Regions from separate parts of the Homo sapiens genome. Here region 1 is linked to region 2. Evidence: read pairs that join two places in POLR2A ChIA-PET (ENCODE). Cell type or tissue: IMR-90. All regions are shown on one strand. Links, peaks and the distances in the headings refer to the core of each region. The heading gives the core; the rest is flanking DNA. Region 1 overlaps DOCK4 (dedicator of cytokinesis 4). Region 2 overlaps DOCK4 (dedicator of cytokinesis 4).

Region 1 (2,925 bases), core at 187-2,686, 310 kb before region 2:
CTGCTATGACAGAGACACTTTTGTTGTGACATATCTCACTTGGTTTTTAAGTAAGATCAGAGGTAAGCAAACGCTACCTGGCAAGCTGCCAGAACTGAGGTGCTGGTTCCTCTCTTTCTCAATTTGTTTGATTCTCTCTGGCTAGTAGGAGCTCCATGGGCAGTGACTGAAGCATTTTGTTTGTTTTTTAAATGTATTTTCCTTGACAAATAATAATAATATATTTTTTAAGTTTTCATTTTTTTTTTTTTAATTTAGAGACAGGGTTTTGCTCTGTTGCCCAGGCTGGAGTGCAGTGGCTATTCATAGGCGCCATCATAGTGCACTATAGCCTGTAGCCTCAAGCTCCTGGTTGATCGCCTCAAGCAATACTCCCACCTCAGCCTCCTGAGTAACTGGGATTACTGACATGCACCTTCTCACCCAGCTGTATATATTTATGGTGTACAGTGTGATATTTTGATGTACGTTTACAGTTGGAGTGATTAATCAGGCTATTAACAAATTACACCTCATATAATTACCATTTTTGTGGTGTAAAAAACATTTAAAATCCATTCTAGCACTTTTGAAGTATACAATGCATTGTTATTTATTGTATCTCCATTCTGTGGATATCACCTCCCATCTGTTAGAATGGCTGTATAAAAACAATGAAAGGTAACAAGTATTGGTGAGAGTGCAGAGAAAAGGGAACGCTGTGCACATGTTAGTGGGAATGTAAATTAATACAGCTGTTATGTAAAACAGCATGGAGGACCTTCAATGAACTAAAAATAGAATTACCATATGATCCAACAATTCCACTGCTTGGTATATATTCACAGGAATTGAAATCAGTATGCTGAAGAAATATCTGCTATCCCATGTTCATTGAAGCAGTTCTCAAAATGTCTGAGATATGAAAGCAACCTAAGTGTCCATCATCAGATGAATGGGTAAAGAGAATGTAGTATCTATACACAATGGAATATTATATAGTCTTGAAAAAGGGGAAAATCCTGTCATTTTCAGTAATGTGGAGGGTATTATAGTAAATGAAGTAAGTGTAAGTCTGGCACAGAAAGATAAGTACTGCATGATCTTGCTTACATGTGCAATCTAAAGAAGTTTACTTCATAAATATAGAGATTAAAGTGATGGTTGCCAGAGTCTGGGGGAAGAGGGTGGTTGGGGAAAGTGGAGATGATGATCAAAGTGTACAAAGTTTTGGTGAGACAGGGGGAACATGCTTTAGTGATCTATCGCACAGAATGGTGACTAAAGCATTCTTGATCGCATACTCACCAATTTCCTCAGATTACCTCTACCTCCTGCATGTCCTCATCTGTTAGCACACCCCCCCATTCCTCCCCCCTCCCCACCCCGCCTTAAAGTGGTGGGAATTATTCATGGAGAAAGCTAAGACCTTTGCAGATTGTTTTTGCGTTCATTTGTCCAACAGGCTTTTATGCACAGATTCACAGATGAGTCATGGCATCTTCCTGAGCTGAAGGCTGCACCCCTCAAACCTAGCCAGATGTTTTACATGTGTGAGCTTAGTTAAGCTTGACAGGAGAACACGGGCTGGATTGATCGGTGCAGAAAATCCATGAACCTTATAAGAAACAAAACTCAGAACAAGCTGATCTGAAGTCACAGTGTCATTTAAAAAATAAATTGTGTGGTGCGAGTATCACTCAGTCATCACATAAATTCCTGTATTCTATTTTTCTTGAAGGAGTTTTTGAACTCATCTGGGTAGGAATCATGTTCCTTTTTAAAGCCCCTTCTATGTTGGTGGAAGAAGATGCACCTTCTCGTATTCATACAGGATAGTTAGGTGTCTTTCTCCTTAGAAAGATGCTTTAATCATAGCGTATGTGTGTGATAGAGCGTAATAAGGATGTGTTTCCTTTACTCTTAGTTTTTTGTAGTTTCTTAGCTAACAGTTTCTTAAAGTGTTTTCTATTAGTGGTCCTATGATGTATCTACATAGCATGTAAAGCTAAATAATAATGTTCTGCTTGGAATTGTTTGTGACATTTAGAGCCTGACACAGGATTCTAAACTTTAAGTGGGAATAGAAGAGAAATGATTTATACCTCCCAGTAAAATACCACCGAAGGGCCATACAGACAGTGGGATAGCAGCTTATGTTCTTGATCTGGCCTCCTATGGGAATGGTCTATAAAAATGTTCCCCTCTTTTGGTCATTCCCCTAAGTGACAGTTCTTCACAAGGCCCCTGAAGCCACATAGAGATGCTGCTCTTCCTCTATGATCTTGTTTTTTTTTGTTTTTTTTTTTTTATTTTAGAGGCTGTTATGGTAGCTAGTACGAGGGAGATTATACAAATTTCAAGAAATTTAGGATTTCCTATCTCTAGCTCTATTCTTTTCCAAAAGGAGACAACATTTTCTGAGTTATGTTTGATACAATATGTCTATGTTTCTATCACAGTGACTTCATGCTGTGAATATATACATCAGAGGAACATTAAACTCTAATGAAACCCTTCTAAAAGGCTGTAACCGTAACACAGTAATACAATGTTTTACTTAAAAAGTGAAATTATTTTATCTGAGTCTACCCTTTGAAGTTGAATGGTAATTTCTATTTAAGAGATGAGAAAACAGTTTCATAGAGTTTAAGTGACTTACTCTAGATTAGTAGCTTTTAATCTTGTTTGACTATTACCCATAAGAAATATAGTTAATTTCCTGACCTAGTATATATATAAATATCCCCCAGTACCACCCCACACACATATAATTAAAACAGCACTTGCTTATACTCTATGTAATGTTCTATTCTTTTTTGTTAAAAAAAATACTTGTCACTAAATTGACTTGTTAATGGGTCCTGACCCACAGTTTGAAAAACACTGCTTTAAATGCTACATTTGTGATACCAGAAGGACTGCAACTCACATCTTACTGGGTTT
Region 2 (2,925 bases), core at 288-2,787:
CCCCTGCCTCTCCCTCTGAGTGTCTTCTGCTCATCCCTGGAGGCTCACCTGGGCCATAACCTCCCTCAGAAACTGTCCCCTGCTTCCTGGCCCAATTCATATTCTCAGCTGGCCAGTTGCCCTTCCCTGAGCTCCCTGGTATCTGCACACATCTCTTACCATTGTTCTCATCACACTGTCCCAGAACTATCTGTTGATCCCTCAGCTTGCCCCATTAGATTTATGAGCCCCTCGAGAACAACAGCTATGTAAAGGGATTCTGGCCTGTGATAGATGTTCAGTGAAGATTATTGAATGAATAAGAGATTACAAGCAAAAACTTTCTTTGGATTGCTAGTTAAATGAGAGGCAACATATAACACACCTGGTATTTTCTTTTTTTCTTTTTTCTTTTTTTTTTTGAGATGGAGTCTTGCTCTGTCGCCCAGGCTGGAGTGCAGCGGCACAATCTTGACTCACTGCAAGCTCTGCCTCCCGGGTTCACACCATTCTCCTGCCTCAGCCTCCTGACTAGCTGGGACACCAGGCACCCGCCACCATGCCCGGCTAATTTTTGTATTTTTAGTAGAGACGGGGTTTCACCGTGTCAGCCAGGATGGTCTCTATCTCCTGACCTCGTGATCCGCCCACCTCAGCCTCCCAAAGTGCTGGGATTACAGGCGTGGGCCACTGCGCCCAGCCCACACCTGGTATTTTCTATTTTTATAGAATGTATATTTCATTGTCTATTTCTTTAATCATTCATTTTCTCATTATTTGTTCAACATGTTTATTGACCACAGACTACAGCCAGGTACTGTTCTAGGTGCTGGGAAAATAGTGGCAAACAAAACAGCCAAATCCTTCTGTTTCTGGCCTTTACGTTCTCTCTTCATAAAGTAATCTAAAAGAGCTAACAAAGCTAAAGGTGTTAAAATAGAAAGAAACAAAAATATTTTAAAGCATAGTAACCAGAAAAGCAAACAGAGGAACTACATATACTAGACTGCGGGGATGATCTATTTATCTCAGCTTTAGGTCTGAGGCTGCCCGATAAGATATATAATATAACAGGCAATGTCTTGAGCTTCAATTTTCGAAAACATAAATGGTACTTCATATAAATGTCTTTGTAACATTAAATCTTAGCTCAGAAAAGATAAGGCTGAGATAACTAAGACTGGGCTCCCCGTTTCCTCATGATATGTAAAAGAATGAATCACTTCTACATAGTATATCCCATCTGGACCCTGTCACCTATGGGTCTGAGGGTGTGTCTTTGGCAGTGCTAGCTTTCCAGTCAAGTCCTGGTTGACTTCTCTTCGTGAGCGTGAACCATACCAAGATTCTCAGTTGCTGATTAGAAACATGCATATGCTTAAAATGCCAGAGGACAGGTAGCAGAGCTCGCTTCTCCATGTGAACATTTAGGAGTCAAACAGGTATTAATTCCTAGACAGAGTCCTGTCCAGGTGCCTGTCGTCAGGGCCAAAACTTTTCTCAAAAATAGGACTTTGACTCAGTTGTAGCTCTTCCACAAAGATTGACTTAGTACTAAGAATCCTAATCCATAAAGGGAAATTTATTTGAGCATGAAAATTGTGACCTCAACCACAAGAGAAACTCAGTATGGTATGTGTAGGCTGTCTAATTTGGGGCAGACCTACATTGTATAGCTCCATCAGGAAGCATTTGCTCCACAGAAAAAACCCCAAGTAGCTGAGTTTTCTTATGAATAGGGTTATTTAGTATTTCTTATTTACAGAGTTGTGAAATACTTGCCAAGTATAACAACTTTTATTTTTATTTCTCATACTACTGAGCCAACAAATTCAGTTTCAGCTTATGGCCACTTGTAGTTTATGATTATGAAACCATATTACCAGCATAATACATAATCCTTCTTCTGCCACGACAGGAAAGCACACAGCCTGCTGATCATTGTGCGGCCTTGAATTCAGTATTTAAAAAGAAACGTGGAGAGAGAAGTGTATTTCAAATTATGAGCTAAAAGTATAGCCCATTTAATAAGTGGTGTTGAGATAAATAAAATGGGTATTAGGGGAAGTGGGGAAGAGCTGGATTCCTACCTTCCTCTTATTGCGAAAACACATTCCAGATTGAATGTAAGAAATAAAACTGGGCCTGGCACAGTGGCTCATGCCTGTAATCCCAGCACTTTGGGAGGCCAAGGCTGGTGGATCACCTGAAGTTAGGAATTCAAGACCAGCCTGGCCAACATGGTGAAACCCTGTCTCTACTAAAAATCAAAAAAGTTAGTCCAGCGTGGTCATGGGTGCCTGTAATCCCAGCTACTTGGGAGGCTGAGGCAGGAGGATTGCTTGAACCCAGGAGGCGGAGGTTACAGTGAGCCGAGATCATGCCATTGCACTCCATCCTGGGCAACAGGAGTAAAACTCAGTCTCAAATCAATCAATCAATCAATAATCAATCTGTACGAGCCTTAAAAATACGGATGAACATTCTTATAATCTACAGGTGAGAAGGGCCTTTCTAAGGATGTCTCAAATGTTAGAAATCAAATTTAAAAATCAAGTAAATTTGGCTACATAAAATTTAAGATATTTATTGATAAAACAGTCATAATCTAGGCTGAAACACATTTCAAACTGAAATATAGTTGCAACACAGCTTGTAAAGAGTTGCTTTATAACCCCATAGGTAACCCTTATAAAGGGTTGCTATTCCTGACTGACCAAGAGTTATCACAAATCAGTAAGAAAAGGAAAAATTGATAAATGCTACAAAGACTATTTAAAAATAATAAATGCAAATGTATAAAATAAAAGCATGAATAAGTAAAGAAATCCGTTTAAGTTAAAAAATTTGAAACCTTTTTGCCTATCAGATTGGCAGAGATTTTTAAAGCCCAGAATTGGAGAGCAAGGTTAAGGGAAAACAGTCTCATGCATTTATAGAAGAAAT

Evidence for each region. ChIA-PET counts read pairs that join two places held together with the same protein. Peaks named below come from ENCODE experiments on the same cell type or tissue, not always from the same donor. Only the 100,000 strongest peaks of a DNase experiment are listed, where the experiment ranks them.
Region 1: POLR2A ChIA-PET joins it to region 2 with 6 read pairs; 3 of 35 experiments call an interaction of 5 or more read pairs at or near these places.

What each region holds. Positions count from the first base shown.
Region 1 is chr7:112,200,091-112,203,015 of GRCh38, reverse strand. The region is part of intron 1 of DOCK4 (dedicator of cytokinesis 4); the gene reads left to right. Among named protein-coding and RNA genes, the nearest start is that of DOCK4, 4.8 kb to the left of the region's middle. In IMR-90, for the core only: no CTCF peak of the experiment used is centred there; a DNase peak (open chromatin) is centred at 1,465.
Region 2 is chr7:111,891,698-111,894,622 of GRCh38, reverse strand. The region is part of intron 16 of DOCK4 (dedicator of cytokinesis 4); the gene reads left to right. Among named protein-coding and RNA genes, the nearest start is that of DOCK4-AS1, 85 kb to the right of the region's middle. In IMR-90, for the core only: no CTCF peak of the experiment used is centred there; no DNase peak of the experiment used is centred there.